Regions from separate parts of the Homo sapiens genome. Here region 2 is linked to region 1. Evidence: chromatin loops called from intact Hi-C (ENCODE). Cell type or tissue: PC-3. All regions are shown on one strand. Each heading gives the region's core, and the rest is flanking DNA. Links, peaks and the distances in the headings are about the cores only.

What was found. A loop is a pair of places that touch in the nucleus more often than their neighbours do. Peaks named below come from ENCODE experiments on the same cell type or tissue, not always from the same donor. Only the 100,000 strongest peaks of a DNase experiment are listed, where the experiment ranks them.
Region 2: a loop joins it to region 1, with 1.9 times the contacts of the local background. A loop is called at or near these places in 5 of 110 quality-filtered maps.

The regions. Positions count from the first base shown.
Region 1 is chrX:124,284,855-124,302,893 of GRCh38, reverse strand. No RefSeq gene overlaps it. Among named protein-coding and RNA genes, the nearest start is that of TEX13D, 39 kb to the left of the region's middle. In PC-3, for the core only: no CTCF peak of the experiment used is centred there; a DNase peak (open chromatin) is centred at 8,853; H3K27ac peaks cover 681 bases.
Region 2 is chrX:124,348,779-124,364,018 of GRCh38, reverse strand. All of the region lies in intron 1 of SH2D1A (SH2 domain containing 1A), which reads right to left. Among named protein-coding and RNA genes, the nearest start is that of SH2D1A, 9.8 kb to the right of the region's middle. In PC-3, for the core only: no CTCF peak of the experiment used is centred there; no DNase peak of the experiment used is centred there; H3K27ac peaks cover 3,173 bases.

The DNA.
Region 1 (18,039 bases), core at 4,652-12,651:
ACTCAATTTATATCTAGTAGGATAAACTCAGTAAAACATTTAAACTCACCAAAACACTTAATAATCAAATTGTTGAAAGACAAAGAGAAAATCTTGAAATCACCAAGAAGTGATTCATTACACACAAAGGATCCTCAAAAAGATTAACGGCCAATTTCACTTCAGAAACCATAAAGCCCAGAACGCAGTACTATGAAATATTTAAAGTGCTGCTGAAAGAAAAAAATAACTTGTCAATCAATAATTCTGTATTTGGCAAAAGTATCCTTCAAAAATGAAGTAGAAATTAAGATATTCTCAGATACGCAAAAGCTGAGGAAGTTCATTGCTTGTATCCCTGTCCTATAAGAAATACTAAAACGAGTTCTTTAGCCTGAAATGAAAGCACACACTGGACAGTAACTTGAAGCCCTATGAAGAAATAAAGAATACTGGTAAATGTCACTACATAGGTAAATATAGAATACATATATTAAAAAAGCATGTTGTACACCTTCAATATATATAATATTTATTTCTCAATTATATGAAAATAAAGCTGGGGAGATCTAATATTATTGTATTTTTGGTTTGTAATGCCTCTTTTTTACCTATGTGATTTAAAAGACAAATGCATAAAACAATAACTATAAATCTATGCTAATGTGCACACAATGTATAAGATGTAATTTGTGACACGATTTGCATAAAGAGGGAAGGATGGTCCTATATGGGAGCAGATATATATATTATATATATATATATACATTTTTTATATACTATTGAAGCCAGGTTAATATTAATTCAAACTTGTTTCTTATAAATTTAACATATTAATTGTTATTGTTAGGAATACTAAGAAGATAACTGAGAAATATACAGAAAAAGAAATGAGAAAGTAATCAAAATGGTACACTAAAAAAATCAACTAAACACACAAGAAGGCAGTAATGGGCCGGGCACAGTGGCTCACCCCTGTAATCCTGGCACTTTGGGAGGCCGAGGCGGGCGGATCACCTGAGATCAGGAGTTCGAGACCAACCTGACAAACATGGTAAAACCCTGTTTCTACTAAAAATGCAATAATTAGCCGGGCGTGGCGGCACGTGCCTGTAATCCCAGCTACTCAGGAGGCTGAGGCAGGGGAATCACTTGAACCCAGGAGGCAGAGGTTACAGTTAGCAGAGATGGTGCCACTGCACTCCAGCCTGGGCAACAGAGCGAAACTCTGTCTCAAAAAAAAAGAAAAAAAAGGTAGTAGTGAAGGAGTTGAGGAACAAATAAGATATAAGATGTATAGAAAACAAATAGCAAAATGACAGAAGTAAGTCCTTCCTCATCAGTAATTACACTACATGCAAAGGGATTATACTTAGCAATTAAAAGACAGGTTGGGAGAATGGAAAGAAACACATGGCCCAAACTATATGCTGTCTGTAAGAGATTTACTTTAGATGCAAAGATATAACTAGGCTGAAAGTGAAAGGATAGTAAAAGATATTCCATGCAAAAAAATATATTCCATGTAAATAGTAACCAAAAGAGAGCTCCAGTAGCTATACAAATATCAGACAAAAGAGTCTTTAAGTCAAAAATTATTATGAGACAAAAAGGGACTTTATATATTGATAAAAAGAGTCAACCTATCAATAAGGTATGACAATTATGAATGTATACGTACCTAACATCAGAGTCCCAAAATATATGAAGCAAAAATTAACAGAATGGAAGAAAAAAATAGTTGTACAATAATAAACTTTTCAATATCCCCCTTCCAATCATGGATAGAACAAGTAGACAAAAGATCGATAAAGATATAGAGGATAACACTATAAACCAACTAGACCTAACAAACCTATATAGAATAATCCATGCAAAAATAGCAGACTATATATTCTTCTCAAGTGCAAGTGGAGTATTCTCCAGAATAAACCATATGGTAGGCTACAAAATAAGTCTCAATGAATGTTAAAATATTAAAACCATACAAAATACCTCCTCTGAGTGCAATAAAATAAACTTAAAAATCAATAACACAAAAAACGTAGAAATTAAACAACACACACTCTCAAATAAACAATAGTAGATGCAAGGAAATAATAAATTTTAAGGCAGATATAAATGAAATAGTATATAAAAAACTATGAAGTAAATCAATAAAACCAAAAGTTTGCTCTTTGAAAAGATCCACAAAATGGACAAACCTTTAGCGACACTGACTAAGAAAGAAGAGAGAAAATAGAAATCACTAAAATCAGAAACGAAAGTAGGCATATGATTACCAATCATACAGGAAAGATGCTCAACATCATTAGTCATTAGGGAAATGCAAATCAAAACCACAATGAAATACCACTTCCCACCCACTAGAATGGCTACAATCAAAAAACGGAAAAGGACATGGAGAAATTAGCACCCTCACTCATTCCCTGGTGGGAAAGAAAATGGTGCATCCACTGTGAAAAACTATTTGGTTGTTCCTCAGTAACGTTGGACACAGAATTATCATATAACCCAGCAATTCCGTTTCTAGGTATACACCCAAGAGAACTAAAAACATATGTTCACACAAAAACTTGTAACAAATCTTCAGAGCAGAATTTTTTTGTAATAGCCAAAAAGTAACAACCCAAATATCCATTAGCTGATGAATGGACAAACAAGATGTGCAATAACCACCCAATAAAACATAATCCAACTACTAAAATCAATAAAGTACTGATACATGTAACAACATGGATGAACTTTGAAACAATATGCTGAGAGAAAGAAGCCAGAAACAAAAGGCCATATATTGTATTCTTCCATTTATATTAAATATTCAGAATAAGCAAGTTCATAGAGACAGAAACAGAATAGTGGTGGCTAAGGTTTGGGAAAGTGAGGAATGGGTAGTGACTGCTTTCATGGGCATGAGGTTTCCATTTCAGGTGATAAAAATGTTCTGGGGCTAAATGAAAGTGATGACTGCACACTGCAAATGTACTCAAATATCACTGACTTGAATACTCAAATGACAAATTTTATGTTGCATGCATTTTAACACAATTTTTTAAACTTTTATTTTAGGTATGGGGTTACATGGGAAGGTTTGTAACATACATAAACTCATAATGGGGGTTTGTTGTACAGATTATGTCATCATCACCCAGGAATTAAGCCCAGTACCCAATAGTTATCTTTTCTGCTCCTCTCCCTCCTCCCACCCTCCACCCTCAAGTAGACACCAGTATCTATTGTTTCCTTGTGTTCATAAATTCTCATCATTTAGCTCCCACTTATAAGTGAGAACATGCAGTATTTGGTTGCCTGTTCCTGCATCAGTTTGCTAAGGATAATGGCTTCCAGCTTCATCCATGTTCCTGCAGAGGTCATAGTCTTATTCTTTTTTATGGCTGCATAGTATTCCATGGTGTATATGTATGGCTGCATAGTATTCCATGGTGTATATGTACCACAGTTTCTTTATCCAATATGGCACTGATGGTTGATTCCATGTCTTCGCTATTGTGAATAGTGCTGCGATGAACATACACGTGCATGTGTGTTTATGGTAGAACAATTTATGCTCTTTTCGGTATATATCCAGTAATGAGATTGCTGGGTCTAATGGTAGTTCTGCTGTTAGGTCTTTGAGGAATCACCACACTGCATTCCAGAGTGGCTGAACTAATTTACACTCCCACCAATAACATATAATTGTTCCCTTTTCTCTGCAACCCCAGTAGCATCTGTTATTTTTTGACTTTTTAATAATAGCCATTCTGACCAGTGTCAGACAGTATCTCATTGTGGTTTTAATTTGCATTACTTTAATGTTCTAATGATATTGGGCATTTTTTCATATGCTTGTCAGCCACATGCATGTCTTCTTTTGAAAAATGTCTGTTCATGTCCTTTGCCTACTTTTTCATGGGTTTTTTTTTTTCTTTCAAATTTAAGTTCCTTATAGATGCTGGATATTAGACCTTTGTCAGTTGCATAGTTTGCAAATACTTTCTCCCATTCTGTAGGTTATCTGTTTACTCTGTTTATATAGTTTCTTTTGCTGTGCAGAAGTACTTTAGTTTAATTAGATCCTATTTGTCAATTTTTGCTTTTGTGGTGATTGCTTTTGGCATCTTCATCATGAAATCTTTGCCTGTTCCTATGTCCAGAATGGTATTACCTAGGTTGTCCTCCAGAGTTTTTACACTTTTGGCTTTTACATTTAAGTCTTCAATTCATCTTGAGTTGATTTTTGTGTATGATATAAGGAAGGGGTCCAGTTTCAATCTTCTGCATATAGCTGGCCAGTTATCCTGCCATGACTTCTTGAATAGGGAGTCCTTTCCCCATTGCTTGTTTTTGTCAGCTTTGTCAAAGATTAGATGGTTGTAAACGTGCAGCCTTATTTCTGGGCTCTCTGTTCTATTCCATTGGTCTACGTGTCGCTTTTGTACCAGTACCATGCTGTTTTGGTTACTGTAGCCCTGTAGAATAGTTTGAAGTCGGGAAGCATGATGTCTCCACCTTTGTTTTGGTTTTCGTTTTGTTTGTTTGTTTTTTGTGTTTTTTTTTTTTGTTGTTGTTTTTTTTTATTTTTGCTTAGGATTACCTTGGCTATTTGGGATCATTTTTGGTTCCATATGAATGTGAAAATGATTTTTTCTAGTTCTGTGAAGAATGTCATTGGTTGTTTGACAGGAATGGCATTGAATTGATAAATTGCTTTGGGTAGTATGGCCATTTTAATGATATTTTTTCTTTCTAACCATGAGCATGGAATGTTTGGCCATTTCTTTGTGTCATCTCTGATTTCTTTCAGCAGTGTTCTGTAATTCTCATTGTAGAGATCTTTCAGCTCCCTAGTTACCTGTATTCCTAGGTATTTTATACTTTTTGTGGCAATTGTGAATGGGATCACCTTCCTGATTTGGCTCTCAGCTTGGCTTCTGTTGGTGTATAGGAATGCTAGTGATTTCTGTACATTGATTTTGTATCCTGTTTGCTGAACTTGTTTATCATATCAAGGAGCTTTTAGGCTGAGACTATGGGGAATTCTAGATACAGAATCAAGTCATTTGCCAACAGTGATATTTTGACTTCCTCGCTTTCTATATGGATGTTCTTTATTCATTTCTCTTGCCTGATTGCTCTGTCCAGGACTTCCAATACTATATTGAATAAGAGTAGTGAGAGAGGGACATTGTCTTGTGCCAGCTTTCAAGGGGAATGCTTCCAGCATTTGTCCATTCAGTATGATGTTGGCTATGGATTTGTCATAGATAGCTATTATTATTTTGTGGTGTATTCCTTCAATATCTAGCTTATTGAGAGTTTTTAACATGAAGGGATATTGAATTTTATCAAAAGCCTTTTCTGCGTCTATTAAGGTAATCATGTGGTTTTTGTCTTTAGTTCTATTTATGTGATGAATCACATTTATTGATTTTCATATGTTGAACCAACCTTGCATCCCAGGGATAAAGCCTACTTGATTGTGGTAAGTGAGCTTTTAATGTGCTACTGGATTCAGTTTGCCTGTATTTTGTTGAGGATTTTTGCACTGATATTCATCAAGGATATTGGCCTAAAGTTTTCTTTTTTGTTGGTCTCTGCCAGGTTTTGGCATCAGGATGCTGCTGGCCTCATAGAATATGTTAGGGAGGAGTCCCTCCTCCTCAGTTTTTTGGAATAGTTTCAGTAGGAATGGTACCAGCTGTTCTTCGTAGAACATCTGGTAGAATTCGGCTGTATTTTTAACACAACTTTAAAAATACATGGGCAACTTAACTACACAATCAAAACTAACATTACCAGTAATGGGACAAAGTAACATCATGTGCCTCCTAATATGATGTACTGAGGACTCAACATCATTTCTATCCAAAATGCATAAATAACCCGAATTTAATCCTGAAGAAATATCAGACAAACCCAAATAAAGTGGCATTCTACAAAATAACTGGACTGTCCTCTTTTAAAGTGTTAGGTCATGAAAGGCAATGAAACACTGAGGAACTGTCACATTAAAGTAGACTTAACAACTAAATACATCATGTGGTCCTGGATTGTATTCTAGACCAGGAAAATGACATTAGTGGTCAATTGGTGAAATCTGAATAAATTCCATTGATGAAATTAGAGTGTTTTATCAATATTAATTTCCTAATTTTGATAATTGTGCTTTTGTTGTGTAAGACATTCACATATATAAGAATTCATTGTAGTATTTTACAGCATTTTTTAAGTTAGAAATTATTTCAAAAGAAAGGGTTGAAATATTTTGTTTAATTAAACAACATGAATGAGTGACCAGGAATCCACAGTATCAGGAATCTGGGCTTCTTTCATCCTGTTGTTTTATCTTACCCAAATTGTTTCCCTCATATGCATGTTCCAGGCTGGTATACCCTCACATACATCCATGTTCCAGGCAACAGGATGAAGCAGGTAAGAAGGACACAATCTGGAAATTGCAAGTGTCACTTCCACTTGTATTCCACTGGCCAGAACTTAGTTACATAGTCACACCTACCTGCAAGAAATGCCAGGACTTATCTTTATTTGCTCATCTAAAAATTAGGGGATTTGTTACTATTTTAGAAGGGGAGAATGGAAATTGAAGGGCAACTTGCAGTCTTGGTCATCTGATATAGAAAACAGTGGATTTATCTTAGGAAAGCAAGAGAGGGAAGTTCTGGTATTACAGCTGTGCAGCAGGCCTCAAGAACAACCAGACCAGATCAGAACAGGAAAACAGAGAATCTAAAAAAGGAATGTGACTTCAATGGGATAAATGGCATAGTGACAGATTTGGAAAAAAATCTCAAGATATTACAAAGTTAAATAAAGTTAGAAGAAACTGAAAATGCAAGTTTCTTGGTGTGATTAAAGGTGACTTCTACACACACACACACAAATACACACACACACACACAAAGACTATGATTACATTGGTTTGTTTAATTTCAATTTGTTTAAATTAGAACATTTAAAAGCTAGCTTTTCCCTTAACTTTTAATTTAAATTTACAAATATTATTCTACTTATTAGTCAGTCCAATTTCTAACTTAACTAAATTATCTTAAACATTTTCAGCTGCATTTGTAAATTTAATATATCTAATTTTCTTTTTAAATACTTTAAATGACCCTAGCAAGCACTAAACAACTAAACAAGTACTTAAACAATTCTAGTAAATACAATAAATGAAATGTATAAATATGGGTGAATCTTTAAGTCTGTGTGAACATTCTAATACTGCTTAGAAACTTAGAGCTTTCTTATTCTTTTCAAGATGAAAACACAAGTATAAAATCAATTACTCAGTTGGAATCATAAAACTAATCTGATAGATACTTTTATACGTCAAATTATCTTAAACATTACAAATGTTTAAAACACCACATGTACAAATTGCCTCAATGATTACAAAAACACCATTTCTGAACTTAACATGAAAGTACTGGTGTTTTCATTTTCACTTATTTAGTGATGTCTATACACAATTCTAAACTTTCCCAACATTAAAAAGCTACCCACTGTGGAAGTAATAATACTTTCTCAAAATTGGGATCACTATCACAGAGGATTTCATGTTTATTGACCAGAGCTTTTGGCTCGGACCTGAGATTCTAATACCTTCTACAATGTGGATGGAAAAGTTGAGTGCTTTTTCTAATAGTCATTATGCCAGTAGAAACCCTTATGTTCAGATTTTCCAGTGGTGTGCTCTCATAGCCCAAATACAATAAACTGAATTCAACTTATACACTACATAATTTTTCCTTCTAATTTGAGTCTACAACCCCACATCCAGGTTGCTTCACCACTTGATTGTCTGATTCTGTCTTCTTAATATTTTCTATCCTAACAGGGCTGCAATGCTTTAGATATTTAAGTAACAACAAATTGGATTTTGTATACTCTCCAATACTTCATCTGGCTTTTTTTTTTTCCAAAACTCTAATGACAAAAGAAAGGGGTAAAGGATGAGGAGATAAATAAATAAAAGCAAACTCCAGGAAAAGCTTTTAAATGTGCAGGAAAATCGTGATCCAAACATCAAGCAAACTGAAATAGAACAGGTTTTATTTGATTGATGGATTTAAGAAAATACGATAAAACACCCACATAGAGAACATCCATTTCACCTTAAGACTAGGATCCAGGCCAGGTGCAGAGGCTCACTCTTATAATCCCAGCACTTTGGAAGTCTGAGGTAGGAGGATCACTGGAACCCAGGAATTCAAAACCAGCCTGGGCAACATGGTGTATTAGTCCGTTCCCATGCTGCTATAAAGAACTACCTGAGACTGGGTAATTTACGAAGAAAAAAAGTTTCATTGACTCACAGGCTGTAAAGGAGGCATGGTTGGGGAGGCCTCAGAAAACATACAATCATGGAGGGGGGCAAAGGGGGAAGCAAGTACATCTTCACATGACTGGCAGGAGAGAGAGAACCAAGGGGGAAGTGCCACAGATCTTTAAACTGCCAGATCTTGTGAGAACTCACTCACTATGAGAACAGCAAGGGGGAAGTCCACCTCCATGATCCAATCACCTCCCACCAGGCTGCTTCTCCAACATGAGGATCACAACCTAACATGAGATTTGGGTGGGGACACGGAGCCAAACCATATCACATGGCAAATCCCCATCTCTACAAAAAATAGAAAAATTAGCCTGGCTTTGTGATGCATGCTTGTGGTCCCAGATACTCAGGAGGCTAAGATAGAAAGACCACTTGAGCCTGGGAGATAGAGGCTGCAGTGAGCCTTGATCTGCACTCCAGCCTGGGTAACAGAGTGACACATTGTCTCAGAAAAACAAACAAACAAAAAAAAAACACTAGGATCCATAGAGGATGTAATGTAATTTTAGTACACTGACTGTCTTGGCATTTCTTGACCCAACATTACATGACTCAGAATTGAATAATCATGCAAACATATATGCTGTTTTACTTGGTTTTCAAATTTTAGAGTCTACCTTATGGACAAGGCATGAAAGCCTTGGTTGTATTTGCAGGATTGTATTAGTGAGGATTTAGCCAGGAAAACTGAACCATTATGAGTATGATGGAAGAAGATATTTGTTATAGTAATAAAACTACAGTCATCCCTGGGTATATGCATGGAATTAGTTTCAGGATCCCCAGTGTATGCCAAAATCCATATATACTCAAGTTTCACAGTCAGCCCTGTAAAACCCACATACATGAAAAGTCAGCCCTCTGTATAAGTGTGTTTGACATCCCTGTGTTTGGCCGAAAATTATCCACATATAAGTGGACCCACACATTTCAGACATGTGTTATTCAAGGGTCAAACATACATAATTGGGAAAGAGGCTGGGAAAGTAAGGACCAGAGAGAGTTGGAAGATCAGAGGAAAGTCACTAAACAGCCAGACGTATCCAGTTACCAGAGTGGGAATGGAAAGGATTGCTGATAGAGAAGTCCCTGGAAAGCTGTTTCCCTCTGCATCTAGTGGTGGGTCTAGGGTAGGGTAGCCAGATTTTGCACATGCATGCATGTACACACATACTATAAGTGTATATGTACAATGTGTGTAAAATATGTATGTAAATTATATAAGTGTGAAATATGCGTAAAACCACACATATGTAAAACATATATATATATACACATATGTGTATATAGAGCATGGGCCATACTTATACTAATAAATATAGTGTATCTAAAATTCAAATTTAACTCTGTGTCCTGCATTTTATCTGGCAACCTGCAATACTAGCCTGGGTTTACTCACTCTTACTGGCAATTGGGAAGAAGAGCTGAATTCTGAATGGAGAAAAGCAAGAATAAGCTGGAATCAGCAGGCACCTCTATGTCTAGTTCTCGCTGCATGTAACAACGACCCTCAGAGAGTGAAATAGCTACTTCATTTCTGTCTTCCAAATCTTGCACAAATTTCTCTTTTGGCCAACTCTCACCTGGTGCCACGGAGGGAAGGGGATTCTGGAAAATGTAATTCCAGCTTAGCCAAACTAATAAAAATTACAAAGGATAGAAACCCATCTAATATGTTTGAATCATATGAACTGTACTGTTGGTAACCCAATAGTAGATGAGGATAATTGTTCTATATAAAACTATTTCAACTAATGAGTAGGAAATATTATAGAATTAAAATACCACAACTTTACAACCTCTGTGACTTGATAAATATAGGCATTAAGCATTAATATCTGTTCATATCACAAAAAAATAGACAACCAGACACTATTTGCCTCCCATAGTCTTGCCAAACACCACCTATAATTTTGCCAAAGAAATCAAATCTGAGTCTGATGCAGTCTCTGGATCCACCTGCCAATTTGTCAAAAACACAAAGGACAGAAAAATGTGTTGGACTCCACATAAATGTGAAATTAGCAAAACTCAGATTATGAGAAATTACAGATATTATTCTCCGAGTTCAAGAGCTAAATTGTAAAGAAGAGAAAGATCTGAAGGGTGAACTAACAGATTTTAATTAAAAATATATCAAAATGTGCAGATTTAATCAGACTATTTTTAAAACATAAGATAGTGATTACACCAAAAATCAGGATAGTGGTTCCTTAGAATGGGAATGAGGAAGTTGTAATTGGAAGGGAGAACATGGAAGGGCTTCTGGGGTAGCTGGCTAAATTCTGTTTAGTGATCTGGGTGATGGTTACAAGGATGTTTTCATACAGTCCTTCATTGAGCGATATATGTTTGTTTTGTTTATTTTCTGCATCTGTTTTTATTTACAATAAAAATTTTTTAAAAGCAATTTGGAGGAAAGAGATTATTTGGGGAAGACTTAAAATATCATTAAATATCAAGATAGATAGAGATAAGAAAACAGACAGCATCTGCAAAAACAAAACAGGGTTCTAGAAAAGGAACATTTAAACAATGAAAAATGAAGGGCTCTTAGAAATTAAAAACTGGATAGCATAAATGAATATATATATTATATATCCAAATTGTGTGTGTGTGTGTGTGTGTGTGTGTGTGTGTACTGTATTAGTCCATTCTCGCACTGCTATAAAAACTACCTGAGGCTGGGTAGTTTATAAAGAAAATAGGTTTAATTGGTTCATAGTTCCACAGGCTGTACAGGAAGCATGACTGGGGAGGCCTCAGGAAACTTATAATCATGGCAGAAGGTGAAGGGGAAGCAGGCGTGTCTTACATGGCCAGAGCAGGAGGAAGAGAGAGAAAGCGGAGTTGCTACACACTTTTAAACAGCCAGATCTCCTGGGAACTCACTCACTATCATGAGAACAGCAAGGGGGAAGTCCCCCCTCATGATCCAATCACCTCCCTGCAGGCCCCTCCTCCAACCTTGGGTATTACAATTCGACATGAGATTTGGGCAGGGACACAGATCCAAACCATATTATATACATATAATGAAACTGAAGCTGGAAAATAAAGTTGAAGAAATTAGAACAATAAAAGAAAAGGATAACTAAGTTCTGGCCAATGAGACAAGAGAGGATTAAATCTTTTGAAAAGGAAATTGGCTGTCCTCCACTCCTCATTCCTCCATCCCATTGCTGGAATAAAGTTTTGGTGATTATCTAGCTTGAACCATGTAGACATGGACAACATCCTAAGGTAAGGGTCAGCAAATTATTTCTTTAAAGGACCAGATAATAAATATTTTAGGCTTTGTGGGCAATATAGCCTCTGCCCCAACTATTCAATACTGATGCTGTAATTCAAAAGCACTCCTAGACAATATGGAAATGAATAGGAATGGCAGTGCTCCAATCGAACTTTAAACACTGAAATTTATAGTTTTCATGCATTATGAAATATTCTTCTGTTTCTTTTTTAACCACTTAAAAATATAAAGATGACTCTTAGCTCATGGCTGTAAAAAAGTCAAGTGGTAGGCAGGATTTGGCCTAAGGACTGTAGTTTGCAGAACTTTGCCTGGGGAATGTCAGAGCTATATGACACAAGGAACCTGCGTTCATGTAGAAAAGCCACCTACCTGAACTGGACTCTAGACTGTAATACATGGGAAAACTAACTCTATTTTGTTTGGACCACTGTATTTTGTAACTCTGTTATATTGACTTAGTCTAAACTCTATTACAAGGCACTCATAAATTCTCAGAGAAACTGAAGTTAAATAATTGTTAATAAGCTGTGAAAACATCTGGTAGGGAGGATGGGCAGGGTGCACATATCCCAAAACCTAGCAATTCCACTTCTAGGTAAAAACCCAGAGAATCTCTTCCATGTGTATATAAGTAGACTAGCATAAAAATGATAATTGCTGCATTGTTTGTAATAACCAAATTAGGAACCACCTAGGTGACAATCAACAGGCGAATGGATGAATAAATTGTGGCACATTCATTCAGTTGAATACTACAGAGACATTAAAATGAATTAGAACTATATGTATCAGCATGAGAACTTTCACAGACATAAGGTTGAGCAAAAGAGCTAGCTACAAAATAATAAATGCAAGATAATGCCATTTGTATAATGTTTGATAAGGGAAAACTACTAAAAATCATTCATGGATATGTATTTATTAAAAATGTATATATATATATATACACACACACATATATATGCATGAAAATGTTACATATCAAATTCAGGACAGTGGTCTTCATTAAGAATGGGAGAAGGAAATAGAATTATGAAATAGTATGGAAGGTGTTTCAACAGTATCTGAAGTGTGTTTTTTTTAATTATTGTTGTTTTTTTAGAGACAAGGTCTTGCTACATTGCCCAGCCTGGTCTTGAACACCTCACCTCAAGCTATCTTCTTGCCTTGGCCTCCCAAAGTGCTGGCGCTACAGGTGCGAGCCACTGTACCTGGTCACATTATTTGTTTTTGAAAAATCATAACAAACAAAATATAAATGCTTATTGAATGAATATGAAATTCATAAATATATATATATCAAATATCCCAATATCTGGCATATTTTCTATTTCATCTCCAGGTTTATATTCACAAAGATTTCCTGGCTAATTACTCAAGACTAGCTAACCTAAGAGTGGTAATAAATTCACTCACGGTCCTTCCTGTTTATACTTCAAACAAGGTTTCTAGCATGAATATCCAGGAATGGCAAACAGGCATTTCTCTTACTAGTAAGGTTTCCTAACACAATTAATTAATTAGGATATATGATCTGCATGACATAGACCTATAAAGGTTATAACCAGATAGCACTGCCATCAGGAACTAGTACCTCAAATGAAGGAGGGGTTGCTAGGGTCACACCTGCTCTATTTACGGTGAACTCCGGTGGATTGTTTACAGTAACAATGGATGATGAATGATAATGGTGACAGGGATGTGGAAAAAACCCAAGGTAAAGAAAACAGCAGTGAGTAGAACAGAAAAGCAACTTACTCTTGAACAAAAGCTAACTAAAATCAAAAGCTGGATTTGCTCGGTGATGTCTAGGTTTTTTAACTGCGTATTTATAGTTATTTTTTTAAACTCTACTTTTACTTAAAATTCCTATAGGAAACAATCCCAAAACACCCATCAACAAGAAACTAAGTAGACAAATTGTAGTATATTTGTAAAATGAAATACTATATGTCAATTTAAAAAATGACAGAGATGCACGATAACATGAATGAATCTCAGAAACATTATGCTGAGTGAAAGAAGGCAGATACAGAAGAGTGTATGCTGTTTGTTTCCATTTATATGAAGTTCTGTAACAGGCAAAACTAAACTATGGTAGCATAAATCGGAACAGCAGCTGTGGGTAGGGAAAGATTTACCAGAAAGGAACAAGAAAATACTGTTCATGATTGGGGTAGTGATTACATAGGCATATACATTTGTTATACATACAAAGACTTCATTAACTTACACATTTAAACCATATGCATTTTATATTACATAAATTATATATCAATAAAACTGATTAAAGAGACATCCGCACTATGTTTATTCCAGCATTATTCACAATAGCCAGGAAATTGCATCAACCTAGATGTCCAACAACAGATGAGTAGATAAAGAAAATGTGGTATATATGCACAGTGGAATACTATTAAGCCATAAAAGATAATGAAACCCTAGGGCCAGGTGCAGTGGCTCACACCTGTAATCTCAGCACTCTGGGAGGCTGAGGTGGGAGGATCACTTGAGCCCAGGAGTTCAAGAACAACCTGGGCAACATGGCAAAAACACATCTCTACAAAAAATATAAAAATTAGCCAGGCATGGAGGTGCACACTTGTAGTCACAGCTACTCAGGAGGCTGAGGCAGGAGAATCACCTGGGCTTGGGAGGTCAAGGCCACAGTGAGTTGTGATCGAGCCACTGTACTCTAGCCTGGGTAACTGAGCAACACCCTATATCACAAAAAAAAAAAAAAAAAAAGGAATGGAATCCTGTCATTCACAATGTGGATGGAACTGGAGGACATTAAGTGAAATAAACTAGGAACAGAAAGTTAAACACCACATGTGATATGGTTCGGCTCTGTGTCACCACGCAAATTTCATCTCAAACTGTAATCCCCACATGTCGAGGGAGGGGCCTGGTGGGAAGTGATTGGATCATGGGGGTGGTTTCACCCATGCTGTTCTTATGATAGTGAGTTCTCATGAGATCTGATGATTTAAAAGTGTTTGGTAGTTCCTCCCCTTTCTCTTGCCTGCTGCCACGTAAGACATGCCTTGCTTCCCTTTTGCCTCCTGCCATGATTTAAGTTTCCTGAGGTCTCCCCAGCCATGTGGAACTGTGAGTCAATTAAACCTCTTTTCTTTATAAATTACCCAGACTCAGGTGTTCTTTATAGCCGTGTGAAAACGGACTAATAAAGAAAATATTCTTGCTTGTATGGGGAAACTAAAAAAAGTTGATCTCATAGAAGGAAAAAGTAGAGCAAAGGATACTAGAGGCCAAGAAGAGTAGGCAGAAGGGAGGAAAGGGAGAGATCTCTGAAAGGATTACAAATTATAGCTAGATAGGAGAAATAAGTTCTAGTAGTCTATACCATTGTAGGATGACTACAGTTAACAATAATTTATTCTATATTTAAAAATAGCAAGAAGGAGAATATTGAATGTTCCCCACACAAAGAAATAATAAATGTTTGAGATGGTGGGATGCCAATTACCCTGATCTGATCACTATACATTATATGTATCAAAACATCACTATATACCCCATAAATATGCACAATTATTATGTATCAATTAATAATATATATAAAGGAAAAATAATGCAAGCTCTATGACAAAATAAAATAAAGCCAATTATTTAAAACACCTACAGGAAAAAAAGTATTAAAACTATTATTCTGGCCGGGCACAGTGGTTCACGCCCGTAATCCCAGAATTTTGAGAGGCCAAGGCAAGTGGATCACCTGAGGTTAGGAGTTCAAGACCAGCCTGGCCAACATGCTGAAACCCCATCTCTACTAAAATTACAAAAATGAGCCGGGTGTGATGGTCGCACCTATAATCCCAGCTACTTGGGAGGCTGAGGCATGAGAATCGCTTGAACCCGGGAGACAGAGTTTGCAGTAAGCCAATGCCACCTCACTCCAGCTTGGGCGACAGAGTGAGACTCTGTCTCAAAAACAAAACAAAAAAACAAAAAACAACTTATGATTCTGAAAACTCTTTGGCATGGAGATTGCAAATTGGTAGCCCATAGGTCAAAATTAGCCCATAGATAGGTTTTGTTTTAGACTCATTTTTCTTTCTTTTTTTTCCAACCTCAGCATCCACTAGAGGATGGACTCAATTTTTTAAAAACTGAATTAGTTGTAAACATTTGAAAATTGACATTAAAGATGTTTTGTTAATGTCCAGCTTCTCCTGAAAAATCTTGATATCTGGCAATATTGGGTCAATATTTTTGCATGACAATAACTTGCTGGTACATCCACTCTGTAAAACAAAGCAGGTATTGTCAATCTCCACAGCTCCCACCATGAGACATTGTCTTACACCAGAACCATTGAGTTATGGCAGAACAAAGTGCTACAACTAATAGAAATAGTGAAATTGGGAAGAAGGAAATGAGAGCAGGAAAGTTGGTGAGTTCTGATGTGCACATGGTGAACTTGAGGTGTGAGAAGGATATCCCATCAAAAACATTCAAGTCAGTTGGAAATTCAAAACTGAGACTTAGGAGTTGTCAAGCCCAGACATACAGAGTTGAAGCCCAAATTGAAGTAACATTTCTTGATCACCTAACATGTAATAGTAACTACTAGGAAATTTCCCAGGTGGCATGTGCATAGTCGAAGACACAGAAATGAACTCAATTACTAAGAGTGGGTAAAGAAAAGAGCAAAGGCTGAAGACAGGACCTGGGGGAAGAAATGTTCAACTTTAAGGGGTTTTAAAGAAGATGAGAATTAGGGGACCATGAGACAGGACTGGTTAGAGATGGAAGAGCAAGAAAAGAGAGTGCACAGTGCCAGAAGCCAAGAGAAGAGAGAATTTAAAGATATCAACAGTGTCAATTATTACAGAGAAAGCAAGGACCATGAGAGCTGAGAAAAGATCCTCTGGGCAATAAAAAGGTCACTGGACATGTAGACCTGAATGGTTTCAATACAGTACCGGGAATGGAGGTAAGATTACAGGAGGTTAAAGAGTAAAGGAGTGGTTAATAAATGAGAAGTGGGAGAAGTAAGTGGAACATAAAGAAATAACCAATCCTAATAATGAAAGCCCATCACCAGAGTTCCCTGGGTTATGGAATAGATCAGTTCCATGATCTTTCCACACAAACACTAGACCATTTTTATTTATGAGTATAGGCACAAAAATCCCATTAAAAGTGCCTGTAAAATGAATCTAACAGCATATAAAAAGAACACTATATAACTAAATATGGTTTATTTCAGGAATACAAGGATATTTCATTATAATGAAACCGATTTATATTGTTCATCACATCAGTAAAGCAAAGGAAGAAAATATTGTGTTTATAAACATAAAAGGCAGAAATACATTTGGTTAAATTCAATTTTGAAAAAAAGAAATGAAAAAACTCTTGAACTTGAAATAGAATGATGTTTCTTAATAAAGATAAAAATGTATTTCTGAATTCAAATGCCAACATCTTATTTAAGAGTAAAACAAAGCCGGGCACGGTAGCTCATGCCTGTAATCCCAGCTCCTTGGGAGGCTGAGGCATGAGAATTGCTTGAACCCGGGAGGCAGAGGTTGCAGTGAGCCGAGATCGCGCCATTGCACTCCAGCCTGGGTGACAGTGCAAGACTCTGTCTCAGAAAAAAAAAAAAAATTAAAACAGTAGAGTCATTCCCTTTAAAGTCAGGAACAAAACAAGAATCCCCCCTACAATTAGCATTAGGTATACTTTTCTAAAAGTGCTATTAGTAAAATAAAAAAAAAAATTTGAAGCATAACTATTAGAAAGGATACACAATTATAATTCTTACAGATTAAATATTTGTCTTCCAGCCCAGCATGGAGGCTCATGCCTGTAATCCCAGCTACTCGGGAGGCTGAGGCAGGAGAATCTCTTGAACCCAGGAGGCGGAGTTTGCAGCAAGCCAAGATAGCACCACTGCACTCCAGCCTGAGAGAAAGAGTGAGACTCCATCTCAAATAAATAAATAAATAAATAAATAAATACATAAATACATAAATAATAAATTGGTCTTCCTAAAACACCAATAGAATCAATCAACAGAAAATCCATGAAAACTAATAAGTAGCTGTATACAAAATAAATATACAAAATCAGCAGGTTTCCTATACAACAGCAACCACCTGTGAGAAAATATAATGGGGGGAAGAGTCTATTTACCTTACCAGTATATTATATGAAATCACTAGAAATAATCTCACTAAGAAGTATGCAAGGCCTGTTTGAAGAAAATACCATGGATAAAATGAAAGATACAAAGAAAAAAAAGACTTGAGTGAATGGAGAGACATACAAGTGCCTGGATAATAAGCACAAGGCTGATAACCATAAAGGTGTCAATTATTCCCTTAAGTTATAGCTATAAGGCAATTTCATTCAAATTGATATTGAAAAAAATTATTTAACTATTGGAAAGACAAAATAAACTGAGAACATCTCT
Region 2 (15,240 bases), core at 4,766-12,765, 61 kb before region 1:
AATACATAAACCAGTAACACAGTAATTTGTTATCATTATCAAGTATTGTGTACTGTATGTAATTGTCTGTGCTATACATTTTTTTCTTTTTCTTTTTCTTTCTTTTTTTTTTTTTTTTTTTTTTTTTTGAGATAGAGTCTCGCTCTGTTGCCCAGGCTGGAGTGCAGTGGTGCAATCTCAGCTCACTGCAACCTCCGCCTCCCGGGTTCAAGCAATTCTGTTTCAGCCTCCCGAGTAGCTGAGGCTACAGGTGCATGCCACCATGGCTGGCTAATTTTTGTATTTTTAGTAGAGACAGAATTTCACCATATTGGTCAGGCTGGTCTTGAACTCCTGACCTCAGGTGATCCACCCACCTCAGCCTCCCACAGTGCTGGGATTATAGGTGCGAGCCATCACACCTGGCCTGTGCTATACTATTATACAGCTGACAGCACAGTCGGTTTGTTTATACCAGTGTCATCACAAATACATAAGTAATTCATTGTGCTGTGGCATTACAATGGCTACAACATCAGTAGGTGGTAGGAATTTTTCAGCTCCATTATAATCTTATGGGACCACCATTGTATATGCTGTTCGTCGTTAAGGAAAATGTTGCTATATTGCACATGACTGTATTACTATATTACCCTATAATATATTATAAATGAAGTAATAGTAAAAAATATATGAATTAAAAACAAGTGCTGCTTGTTTTAAATTATACTTTTGTGGAAGAGCAACTCTAAAATTCTGTAAACTAGGACTATCTCCAAAGTGCCTTAGTTGTAACTTTATTTTCCTAAAAGCAGCTTATCCTTTTAAATGGGGTAAACATTCCTTCCCATTACTCAGTTTATATCTATATTGTATATTTGTCTAATTGATTTCTACTACATGCCAAGAGTTTTACTTGCTGTATTAGTCTGCTTGGCTGCCATAACAAAATACCATACCTTGAATGGCATAAATAAAAGAAATTTACTTTCTCACAGTTCTGGAGGCTGGAAAGTCCAAGATCGAGGTGCCAGCAACATAAGTTTCATTTTGAGCCCTCTTCTCTTGCCTTGTGAGTAGCTGACCTCTTGCTGTGTACTCAGACAGCCTTTTCTGTTGTAATAAGGCCCCCAATCCTATCAGATTGGAGCCCCACACTTATGATTATCCTATCAGATTAGAGCCCCACCCTTATGATTTAACTCATTTAACCTTAATTACCCCCTATCTCCAATTACAGTCATGTTGGAAGTTAGAGCTTAAACATATTATGGGGGAACACAATTCAGTCTATATCATTCCACTCTCGACCCCCAAAACTCATGTCCTTCTCACACTTATACCATCCCAACGGCCTCAAAAGAAATTAACTCATTCTAGCATCAACTTAAAATCTAAAGTCCAAAGTCTCATCTAAATAAAATTAGATGTGGGTGAGACTAGCAGTATTATTCATCTTGAGGCAAAATTTATTTTCAGCTGTGAAACTATGAAACCAGACAAGCTATGTGCTTCCAAAATATAATGGTGCTACAGGAAGAGGATAGACATTCCCATTCCAAAAGGGAGAAATTGGAAGAAATAAAGGGGTCACAGGTCCCAAGCAAGTCCAAAACCTAGCAAGGCAAACTCCATTAGCTCTTAAGGCTCAAGAATAATCCTCTTCGATTCAATATTCTGCCCTTCAGGTTCACTGGAAAAGCAGCATCACCCCCACAGCTCTGTAAGGTGGCCACATCCTTTGGCTAGGGTGATGGCCCCACCTATGTGGCTCTGTTGGATGTCAGTCTCACTTTTTGAAACCAAGGTAGAGGCAGCCTTACCCTCCAGGCCTGTGCACTTTGGGCCTATAGTAGGAATGGCAGCCCTGGTTATCTCTGAATCACCCTCAGGGTCGTTCTTCCCTTTTCTTGAAAGATAAACCATGTTTGCAGCCAAATAACTATACCATACTGTCCTGTTCTCTTTGGTCCAAACTGGTAATATTTCTGCTGCTTTTTTCCAAACTCTATTCCTGACTTCTGCTCAGATGGCTGGTTAACATCATAAGTAATCTTAAGTAGTGACAGATAGTCCAGCCACACCCTTAGTGTTGTCTCCAGAACAAGCTTCCTCATTTATTGCAATACATAAAGGCTCAGAATTTTCCAAATGTTTAAGTTCCAGTTCCCTTTTGCTTAACAATTCCTTCTTCAATTCATCTCTCTCCTTTTGTATTTTACCATAAGCAGTCAGGAGGGACTGAGCCACTCCTTCAACTTTTTGCTCAGAAATCTCCTCAGATAAAAAGTCAATTTTTTTACTCAACAAATTCCACCTTCCACAAAATACTAGAACACAGTTCAGTCAAGTTCTTTACCATTTATAACAAGGAACACCTTTCTCCCATTTTGCAGTAACATGTTGCTGATTTCCATCTGAGACCTCATCAGAATAACCTGCAACATCCATAGTTCTACCAACATTCTGTTCACAGCCGTCTATGCTTTTTTCTAGCATACACCTTAAAACTCCTCCAGCCTCTACTCATTACCTAGTTCTAAGGCCACTTCCACATTTTTAGGTATTTGTTACAGCAATACTCCTCCTCTCAGTACCAAAATCTGTATTGGTCTGTTCAGGCTGCCATAACAAGATACCATAGACAGGGTGGCTTAAACAACAGAAATTTATTTCTCACAATTCTGGAGACTGGGAAGTCCAAGATCAAGGTGCTGGTAAGGTATGTTTCATTCTGAAGCCTCTTCTCTTGGCTTGTAGACAGCCGCCTTCTTGCTGTGTGCTCATATGACCTCTTCTTTGTACATGCATTCTTCCTCTTCTCATAAGGTCACCAAATTTATCAGATTACAGCCCCATCCTTATGATCTCATTTATCATTAATTACCTCCTAGAGGTCCTATCTCCAAATACAAGCATATTGGAGGTAAGGGTTTAAACGTGTGAATTTAGGAGGATAAAAAGTTAAGTTTCTAGCACATGCATTATCTCCTTTGGACCCCACAAAAATCCTATTAGGTTTATGTTGTAATATTTATTTTATAGATGGGGAAACTGAGACTTTGAGATGTTAAGTAACCAAAATCAGTCTAGAGATTAAGAAGCAAAAATGGGATTTGAATCAGGCCCATTTGATTCTAGATCCCCAGTTCCTGATCCCCACACTGTACTGGATATAGATTATTTGTTATATTTTAGTATATATAGTAATCCTACTTAATTTGCCTAATAAAATTTTACCTCATAAAACAGTAAGGTAAACTTTATAATGAATTGTTTCAGTTTTTGAATGTGAATCAAAATCAATTGTGAATCAATTGAATGTGAATCTAAATCATTCATTTCATAAATTTTCTGATTGCTATTCTTGGGCACAAGTTTGGGTCAATAGAGATCTTTTGGTTAGGACACATGCTTTTTTTTTTTTTTTTTTTTTTTTAATGGTGTCTTGCTCTGTCACCCAGGCTGGAGTACAGTAGGGTGATCATAGCTTACTGCAGCCTTGCCCTCCTGCCTTAGCCTCCTGAGTAGCTGCCACTACAGTTGCACACTGCTGTGCCTAGCTAATTTTTTTTTTTTTTTTTTTTTTTTTTTAGTTTTTGCAGAGACAGGGTCTTGCTCTGTTGACCACGACGGTCTTGAACTCCTGGCCTCAAGCTATCCTCCCACCTAGGCCTCCCAAAGTAGTAGGATTACAGGTGTGAGCCACCACACCTAGCCAGGACATGCACTGAACTCTGGTTAAAATCAATGTGTTTACAAGCAGAGTGTCATGCTTGACTTGATGATCACATTTACCATTAACCTCCTTTGGAAATAAAAGTATTTAAATATGTGAATTAAATTAGGCTCACGCCTGTAATCCCAGCACTTTGGGTGGCTGAGGTGGGCAGATCACCTGAGGTCAGGAGTTCGAGACTAGCCTGGCCAACATGGTGAAACCCCATTTCTACTAAAAATACAAAAATTAGCCTAGCGTGGTGGTGGGCACCTGTAATCCCAGCTACTCGGGAGGCTGGAGCAGGAGAATCACTTGAACCTAGGAGGTAGAGGTTACGGTGCGCTGAGATCGCACCATTGCACTCCAGCCTGGGCGACAAGAGTGAGACTCCATCTAAAAAAAAAAATTACTATATCTTTCATCAATATGCATCAGAACTGATTACCTAAAGGGCCAAAACAAATCTGAAACACACTATTCAGATTTACTTGATTCGTGACACTGAACAAAAGGTCAATTTAACTACTGATGTGGATTATATGATGTTTTATTTTTTACGAAGGATTGCCAGAATATTTAGATCATATATAAAATAGCTTGATATATGCCTATATATAATATGCTGAATAAATATACAATATTACAATGTTAAAGTCTTTTGTCTTTTTAAACACTTGAAATCTACCTCAAAGCCCACTAACTTCAGCAAGTACTCTATGGGGAACAAGGCAAGAGCTTTGATTTCCATTTTTCACCATGGGAACTCAACATAAGCCTTTAAGTGATTTTCTTAAAGCCACATAGCAAAATGGAGATGGAAGCAGTGAAACAGCATAGGTTCTTAGTTCCATTTTCCCTATGAGAAATGATTAATGGCAATAATTCAGTATCATAAGGGTGATGTGGAGATTCATTATTTAAAATCTCAGCAACAAGATAAGCAGAATGGTAAGCAACAAGTTTTCCACTTTCTAAAACAGTGGGTCTCTAAAAAATACAATGACTCTATCTCCCTACTATCATTCAGACGCATTTAGTCAAAGTAAATGAGTCTGTTTTGAGAATTGTTTCCTAACGAATCTGATCTTATCTCACTTTCAGTTAAGTAGCAGGAACCTGAGTACCACTTCAAAACTTCGTACCTCCTTCAGTCTCTGAACAACCTGGTGTGAATGGTACATAAAACTTCTCATGATTAACTCATCTAATATTAACAATTTCCTTCTCCCCACAACCCCTCCAATTTCTGAATGAGCAAAATTGTTTCACCCCTCAAATAGGCCAGCAGTTTATATCTTTCACTTTCAAGTTACTGAAGTAACTGACCAAGGATCCCCTGTAGTCAACTCTTACTATAATATGTCATACAAGGAAGAGATCTAAAACAGTGCAACTCAAATTGCATTCCCAGGACAACAGCATCAACATCACCTGGGAGCTTGTTAGAAATGTAGACTTCCAGGCCCCACCCAGACCTGTTAAATCAGAATCTGGATTTTAGTAAGATGCCCAGGTGATTTGTATGAACATTAAAGTTACAGAAGGACTGATTAAAATGTAAAGCGAATGCCCACATCTCATTGGGAATATTGATGGCAACTTCCCTGTTGTCAACCTGGCTTCTTCCACCTGCCCAGGGCAGTTCTGTGCCACCTCCTCCGTAGTCATTCAGTCTATGCTTTAAGAATGCAATTTTATTTTAGTATAAGCTGAAGGTTTGTCAATCATTTCAGTCTTCACAGGACAGTGTTTCTGAACCATTTTTTCCTTTCTTCCCCAATAATATTTCTTAGTTTTATTTTCTATAGCTTCTATTATAAACCAGTAATTTTGTAACATAAAATTAAACTAAAATATTGAATATGCCTTTTCAAACAAAACATACTCTGTCCCTGTCCATGGAAAATCGCTATTCAAACTGGCAAGTTATATAACGAGACCTATAAAACCATACATATTTTTGACTGCATAACCTTGCTTATCTTCATACACTCCAAGGAAACAAGTCAAGAGGAAAACGCAATTTGACAAAGATTTTCATACTAGCCCTATTTTAATAGTGAAAAAAATGGAACTAACCTAAGCACCCCTAAATAAGGAATAATTGCTCAAAATAAGGGAATTGTTTTTGGGTATAACCCCAAAAGCACAGACATCAAAAGCAGAAATAGATAAATGGGATTACAACAAACTAAAAAGCTTCTGAACAGCAAAGGAAACAACAGAGTGAAGAGACAACCTACAGAATGGGAGAATATATTTGCAAACCATACATATGATAAGGAGTTAATATCCAAAATATATAAGAGACTCAAATTACTCAATAGAAAGAAAACAAATAATCCCATTTAAAAATGGGCAAAGGCAGCTACTCGGGAGTCTGAGGCAGGAGAATGGCATGAACCTGGGAGGTGGAGTTTGCAGCGAGCCAAGATCGCGCCACTGCACTCCAGCCTGGGCGACAGACCGAGACACCATTGCAAAAAAAATAAAATAAAATAAAAATGGGCAAAGGACCAGAATAGACATTTCTCAAAAGAAAATATACAAATGACCAACAGGTATGTGAAAAAATGCTCAACCTCACTAATCATCAGAAAAATGCAAATGAAACCACAATGAGATATCATTTCACACCTGTTAGGATGGTTATTATCAAAAACAAGACAACAAGAGAGGATGCAGAGAGAAGGGAACCCTTGCACACTGTTGGTGGGAATATAAATTAGTACAGCCATTATAAAAAACGGTATGAAAGTTCTTCAAAAAATTAAAGATAGAACCACCATATGATCCAGCAATCCCACTGCTGGGTATATATCAAAAGGAAATGAAATCATCATGTCAAGGAGAAATCTGCACTTTCATGTATATTGCAGCATTATTCACAATAGCCAAGACATAATGCAATCAACCTACATGTCTATCAACAGATGAATGGATAAAGAAAATATGTTGTATATACACAATGGAATACTATTCAGCCTTAAACACAAAGGAAATCTTGTCATTTGCAACAACATGGATGAATATGGAGGACAGTTTGTAAAGTGAAATAAGCTATGCGCAGAGAAACAAATACCGCGTAGTTTCAGTTATACATGGGATCTTAAAAAGTTGAACTAATACAAGCCAAGAGTAGAATGGTGGGTGGCTACCAGGGGCTCGTAGGGGCGTGCAGGGTGGGGATTGGGAAATTTGGGTCAAAGGATAAAAGATTTAGGTTAGGAGGAAAAAGTTCAAGAGATCTATTGTACAACGTGGCAACTATAGTTAAAAACAATGTATTGTATTCTTGAAAGTTGCTAAGAGAGTAGATTTTAAGTGTTCTCATCACAAAATGTAAGTATGTGAGGTAATGCATATGCTAATTATCCCAATTTAGCTATTACACATGTATACATATTTCAAAGCATCATGTCATACACAATACATATATACAATTTTGCCAGTTTAGAAATAAATATATAAATTAGGGAAAAATAAAGGAATTATAGCAGAAACAATGGTTCAAAATTACACTTTCTATGTCAAAGGTGAAGGTTTACAATGTTAATGCTGGCTGGGCACGATGGCTCACGCCTGTAATCCCAGCACTCTGGGAGGCTGAAGTGGGTGGATCACAAGGTCAGGAGTTCGAGACCAGCCTGGCCAACATGGTGAAACCCTGTCTCTACTAAAAATACAAAACAAACAAACAAAAAACTGCTGGGTGTGGTGGCACGCACCTGTAATCCCAGCCACACAGGAGGCTGAGGCAGGAGAATCGCTTGAGCCTGGAAGGCAGGGGTTGCAGTGAGCTGAGATCACACCACTGCACTCCAGGCTGGGCGACAGAGAGAGACTCCGTCTCAAAAAATATAAATAAATAAATAAACAAATAAAATCTTATGCCAAAATTCAAAAATGTTAGAGTCTTAGGTTTTCCAGAAAACTTTAAGTATGTGGACTATGTTGACATAAAATGATAGCATGTGTAATAGCAAAGACTTGGAACCAACCCAAATGTCCATCAATGATAGACTGGATTAAGAAAATGTGGCACATATACACCATGGAATACTATGCAGCCATAAAAAAGGATGAGTTCATGTCCTTTGTAGGGACATGGATGAAGCTGGAAACGATCATTCTCAGCAAACTATCGCAAGGACAGAAAACCAAACACTGCATGTTCTCACTCATAGGTGGGAATTGAACAATTAGAACACTTGGACACAGGAAGGGGAACATCACACACTGGGGCCTGTCCTGGGGTGGGGGGAGGGATAGCATTAGGAGATATACCTAATGTAAATGATGAGTTAATGGGTGCAGCACACCAACATGGCACATGTATACATATGTAACAAACCTGCACGTTGTGCACATGTACCCTAGAACTTAAAGTATTAAAAAAAACACACACAAAACAAAAAATAAAAATAAAAAAATAAAATGACAGTATGTGTAAAAAGTGGGCACAAGGGGATGCCACTCTGATTACAACTATTCAAAACTGTCTGTCCCTGTGTGTATATAAACTAGAAGTAAATTTAAACTAACGTAAATGCATTCTTGCATGTTATTTTTTCATGTAGTTATTTAAGTGACTAATTTTTTAAGAAAAACAAGCAGAATTACAATTTGGAGCCTTACAAACCTAGCCTAAGCAAATCACAACTCATAAAAATGTAATTCATTTTTTTAAATTGTTACATCCCCTTCAGGATTATATTTCCTCTGACTCCCTCCCTTAATACAGACAAACCAGCAATGTAGTGTACTTTTAACTTCCTTCCCTCATTAAAGCTTTTTTGGACTTTTTGATAATCCTAGAGTTTAAAATGTATCACCAAAAAAATCAGAACATGAATAATTGTTAAAGAACGGTGGAGTTTTATCATTGCCTTTAATTTATTTTAATTACTATAAAGCATGTGTTAATCTAGTCTCTGCTGATATTGAAATTTGTCTTTATTTCATCAAAAGTTGTCCCTAACTGTAAAAAAGTGTCCAGGTTAGAAATGGACAAGAAGCAAGAAGCAACCAACCTGACTTATTTCTTATTTTCTCAGTGGGTCAGTGTTGGGGACAGATCCTGGTTTAGAACTGACAAATCCACATCAATTCCTTTTTTATACCACGTCAAGTACTACACAAAAGAAAACATTTAGCTACATCTGACTTCTTCATGACATTTCAAATAAAGCAAGCCAGTACCTATGCCCTCTACGTCTATACGAACTAATGCTACATACAAAATTCAAGACACAACTATAATGATTTTTAACAAACGTTTCAGAACTTTTATATCCAGAGGAATAGTATCCTACACAAAGCCATTATTTTTGAGACTATACTCTGATTCAAGAGCTTTCCAAACTTACAATGGCCCAAACTTTATTCTTTCAGAGAGAATTTTAATTTTTGAAACAGTTGAAAGTCATTCAACTTCAAGTGTGATGGTAAAACTATGTGATATTTTGATGAGTCATGAAAATAAATATAACCACTTCTTCCCCTGAACTTCCATATCAAGTTTTATTTACGTATACTTATGATGTTCTAACTTTGTATTACAATTATTTATAGAGCTTTTATTCATATTAAAAAACACATATTACATGTTAACTTTACAAATATTAACTCATGTCATAATCATCATAACAACCCTGTGAGGTAAGTACTCTCATTATCACCATCTGCCGTTTTACAGGTAAGAAACCTGAGACACAGAAAGTTAAAGTAACCTGCCCAAGGGAAAATAGCTAGTTAAGGGTCAGAGCTGGGATGCACACCCAGAGATCTGGCTGGAAGATCTGGGCTCTTAACCACCATTCTGTGCTGCCCCTCTCTTATACTAGAGGGAATGTATTAACAAATTGGTCTTTAAGACAATTCCAAAAGCACAATTCTCAAAAAGGGAGGGAATCTGCTTGGACATGGAGCTAGAACTGTCCACTGAGAGAAGGAGGGCAGTGGAGGGAGCTGAAGGGAAGAGGCCAGGTGGGGAGAGCCCGAAAGAGATCAACCCAGACTCCCCCTTTGCTTAAGCTAAATGACATCTTCAGGCTAATCTTGCAACTTTAATTTTACATTGTCAACCAGAGTCAGTACTTGGCTTATTTGCCGTGAATTATCCATTCGGTGGTTTATATGTGGCAAACAATCCTAGGCTGGCTTTCAGGCTCACTTTACCACTGGATTGTATTCAGGAAATTGAAAATAATGTTGGTGGCCTAAGTTATCATGAAGATAAATGTGGCACCAAGGCACATATCCAATTGAATTCAAAAACTAAATGCAAGTTGTAATTTCTCACTAAATGAAGTTAAGTTATAATTTCAAGTTCTTTGCCACACTGTTCCCCTTTATTGCAACTGATAAACTGGAATTTTATTTCATCACTGCTCCTCCCCCATTTCTCCAGTTCAGTTGTTTGACAGGCACTTTATTCCCAGTTGTCCCTTTAAAACTTAAAGGACAAAAAGATAATTATGCATTTATCTAAAGACATACATGTCAAATGACTTCATTATGTGTCCTTGAAGCTAAAGAATTATAACAGCATTTCTTCTTCCAAATCTTCCATCAGATAAGTAGCAAACAAAGGCAGATATGTCCAGAAGGATGCCAACTATGGAAATAAACTATTTTTTGAGCTAATTATTTTAAATATTTTAAATTAGTTCTCGTCTTATCACCATCAATCCCACTGGGCAGTCAGAACTTTCCCAATGGCTGTCTACATTGAGGGTGAGAAGGGAAGAAATGTGAGAGAACATATGTACCTCAGTGAAAAGAAACTTGATGTATCTAAAAAAAACAAAGGGAATAAACTTAAAAAAAAAACTATCTGCATTAATAAGAGCATTCAGTACACTGGATAAATACAAGAACAGAACATAAAATCAGTAGCTTTCCTATGAAACAGAAAATATAGTGGAAACAGATCCCATTTATGATTTTTAAAAATCAGCATACACATTCATACACACAATAACTCGAAATAACAAAAAATGTATAAGACATACAAAAAGAAAACTATAAAACTTGATTGATGGATATAAACAAAAAAATTATAAATGGAGAGACTTATGTTATGGGAAGGGAAGACTAAATTATTTAAAGATGACAATTCATTCTTAGTTTATTAATAAATTTAATGTAACCCCAATGGTGTTTTCAAAAAAATTTTTGATACATAATAATTGTACATATTCATGGGGTACAGTGTGATGTTTCAACACATGTATGCATTGTAATAATCAAATCAGGGGATTTGAATATTTAGGATATTTATCACCTCAAACATTTATCATTTCTATATGTAAGAACATTTCAAGTACTCTCTTCTAGCTATTTCAAAATACATAAGATATTGTTAACTATAGTCACCGTACTGTGCGACTGAACACTAGAACCTATTTCTTCTATCTAACTGTCTGTTTGTACCCATTAGCCAACCTCTCTTCATCGCCTTCCACCCTTCCCAACCTCTGGTAACTATCATTTTACTCTCTATCTCCATATGATTGAGGAATCCCACTACAGGGTATCTATCAAAAGGAAAGGAAATCAATATATCAAAGGGATACTTGCGCCCATACATTTATCACAGTACTATTTACAGTAGCCAAGATATAGAAGAGTCCAGCAACAGATGAATGGATAAAGAAAATGTGCTATGCATATACAATTGAATACTATCTGGCCATTAAAAAGAATGAAATCCTGTTATTTGCAGAAATGTAAATAGAACTGGAAGTCATTATGTGAAGTGAAATAAGCCAGGCACAGAAAGACAAATATCATGTGTTCTCACTGGCATGTGAGAGCTAAAACATTTGGTCCAATGAATTTTTTTTAACTTAATAAAATGATTCTAGATTTCATTTTGAAGAACCAACAGATAAGAATAGCAAATAATTTTTAAAATATATTAAAACATTATCATACTATAGTGCTATCAGTGCAAGAATAAATGGATCAATTGAGACAAATAGATAGTCCAGAAACAGTAACTGTTATATATAAGAATTTAATATATGGTAAAGTCGGCTAGCAAATCAATGAAGAATGGAAGTTGTATTTATAAATTATATTAGGACAATTGCTAGCTATCTGGAAACAAAATCAAATTAGATCTTTTATCCACATCAAAATACAACTCCAAATGGAATTAAAGAGGTAAATGTAAACTAACAAAACCGTAATTTAAAACAAAAACTGCAGTGAAGTTTTATGACATATCTCAAGGGGAAAGGACTTTCTAGCCAAGGAAGAAATCAAACACAAAGAAAACGAGTGACGTATTTGACTACTAAAAAGTTTGATTTTTGTATGTGTCAAAAAAAGTAAGGGCAAACACCAAACTTAGAAAACATACCTTGCAACAGATCAAGGATTAGTATATATATAAATTTACAATGTGTTAAAAAAGTTTGATTTTTGTATGTGTCAAAAAAGTAAGGGCAAACACCAAACTTCGAAAGGATACCTTGCAATAGATCAAGGATTAGTGCACATATATATATATACACATAGAGTGTGTTTAAAAAAAGTATGATTCAACTGGTTAAATGAGAAAAATACACAAAAAGCCAAATCATGGGAGGAAATACAACAGCTTAACAACCATATAAAATGACAGTCACTAACCAAAGGAATATAAAATGTGGAAAATAAAGAGATAGAGTGTAAATATAAAATAAAGAATAACAGGCCAAATGTCAAGGGAAAATTTTCTTAACTACAATACCCACTTCTAGTGAGGGTGTGGTGAAATGGACACTGATGCATTACAGGTGAGCATGTAAATTGGAATAACCATTTAGGGAAAATATCTCATGATCATGTATATATCAAGAATCCTAAGCTGTTTATGTTTTCTGACCTAGAAATTCCACACTGGAAATTCATTCTAAGGAAATAATCATAAATGCAAGGAAACTTTAATGTACTGAAATATACATCCTGATGGAATTTATAATAACAAAAATATGGAATGAGTCAAATGTCTAAAAGTAGGTGACTGGCTAAGCAAAATATGGTATACTTACTAGCTAGCTGGACTACCATGCAGCCATTAAAAATAACATCTTAAAGTTGTCTCTAAGAACATTACATATGAGTGTATTTTTTTCATATTAAGTGGGAAATGGGAAACGTATACAATTGTAAGAATACAAGAACACAATCATATTTTTAACACATGTAAATTTATATATAAATATATATAAATATATATTTATAATAATATATATAAAAATATATATTTATAATAATATATATAAAATATATATATTTATAATAATATATAAAAATATACATATTTATAATATATATATAATATATTATATCTTATATACAATATATAATATATTATATCTTATATACAATATATAATATATCTTATATACAATATATAATATATTATATCTTATATACAATATATAATATATTATATCTTATATACAATATATAATATATTATATCTTATATACAATATATAATATATTATATCTTATATACAATATATAATATATTATATCTTATATACAATATATAATATATTATATCTTATATACAATATATAATATATTATATCTTATATACAATATATAATATATTATCTTATATACAATATATAATATATTATATCTTATATACAATATATAATATATTATATCTTATATACAATATATAATATATTATCTTATATACAATATATAATATATTCTATATTATACTATATAATATAGTATATAATATACTATATATAATATAGTATATATTATATATTATATATAGTATATAATATATATTTATATATTATATATAGTATATAATATATATTTATATATTATATATAGTATATAATATATATTTATATATTATATATAGTATATAATATATATTTATATATTATATATAGTATATAATATATATTTATATATTATATATTATATAATATTATATATAATATATATTTATATATTATATATTATATAATATTATATATAATATATATTTATATATTATATATTATATAATATTATATATAATATATATTTATATATTATATATTATATAATATTATATAATATATATTTATATATTATATATTTTATATTATATATTTATATATTATATATATTAGATATTTATATATATATAAATATATAACATTTGGTGTTTGCCCTTACTTTTTTTGACGCATACAAAAATCAAACTTTTTAGTAGTCAAATACGTCACTCGTAAGAATACAATTGTAAGAGCACACGTGCTCAAAAAGCAATTCATCTTATTAAAATATAGAAGAAAATTCACCTAATTTTTAGCAATAGTCATCTTTAGGTTATAAAACTATAGATGATTTTTCTCTAATTTCTATTATCTATATGTTTCAAATTTTCTATAATGAATAGGTATAAGGAACTATTTTTAATAGACTTATACAAAAATCTATATTTATTTAGAGAAAGTAATTGAAAGAAATACTTATTACTTAAAATGAAGGTGAGCAATCCTATAAATGGAAAACTCCTTTAGTGCTTTATGAAGCAGTTCAATTTTCGATTTTCTAAATCAGAACAGAAGAAAAGGCCATATCTGAAAGCCATGATTAGGAGGTTCAGAACTGGGGAAAAGGGCAAGCATCGTTTGAAAGTACAGTTTAAAGTACAGTTTGAAGGCATATGAAATGTATTATCTCTACAATAAAAATATAAAAACTATAGCTCAATTAAATCTTCTTGGTTAATAGGAGTAAACAAAAGATAGAATGAGAAACCATTCTGAGTAAACCCTACAATCAATGCATGTTTGTCAGCTATACCTTGTTGTCCATGTGTATATGATACCACTTATATTGTTATTTCGACTGCATATCATAAGTGTTCTGGTTTAAAATGAGTACGTGGTTTATTTCTAAATAAAATCTGATTTTATAATTACAGTGTAGCACCAAAAAGAGGGAATGAAATTTTTACATTTATCAAAAGGGACACTCAACTCAAAAACATTGAGAAACTGATAAAAGGCAATGTATCCTCATATCTTCCCTCTGCAGCACATTCTGGCTATCACCCTAACAGTCACATAAGACTTTGAGGCCCCAGTGTACCATTTGAAAGACACCGTAAGGGAACTCCCAATTTGTCTAGTATTTTCCGCTACTTCACAAGGAGGTTTTCATGGAGAACTAAGAGTCATAAAAACTGCATTTATGCAAGATTCACTTTGGGCGAAAACTTAAATGCTTGATAATTTCTCACCTGCCTAAGTTAATTCCTCATGTGGTTCCGGCCTACATAGGCAAAAGTCTAAAGCTGCCCTTCTCTCTTGCATAAGGTACTTAAGGCAATCTTTTGCAGAAGGTAGGATACACATTACTATTCCTGTTTTATAAATATGGAAACTGAGTCCCAGAGAATTTGAGTGACTTTCCCAGAGTCCATACCCTAACCTCTCAATGGCCATTCCGTTTATTGCAGTAAAGAACAGAATTTGCCTTGACAGTTTGTTAATTCAAAAATATCTGCTGAGTGCCTAT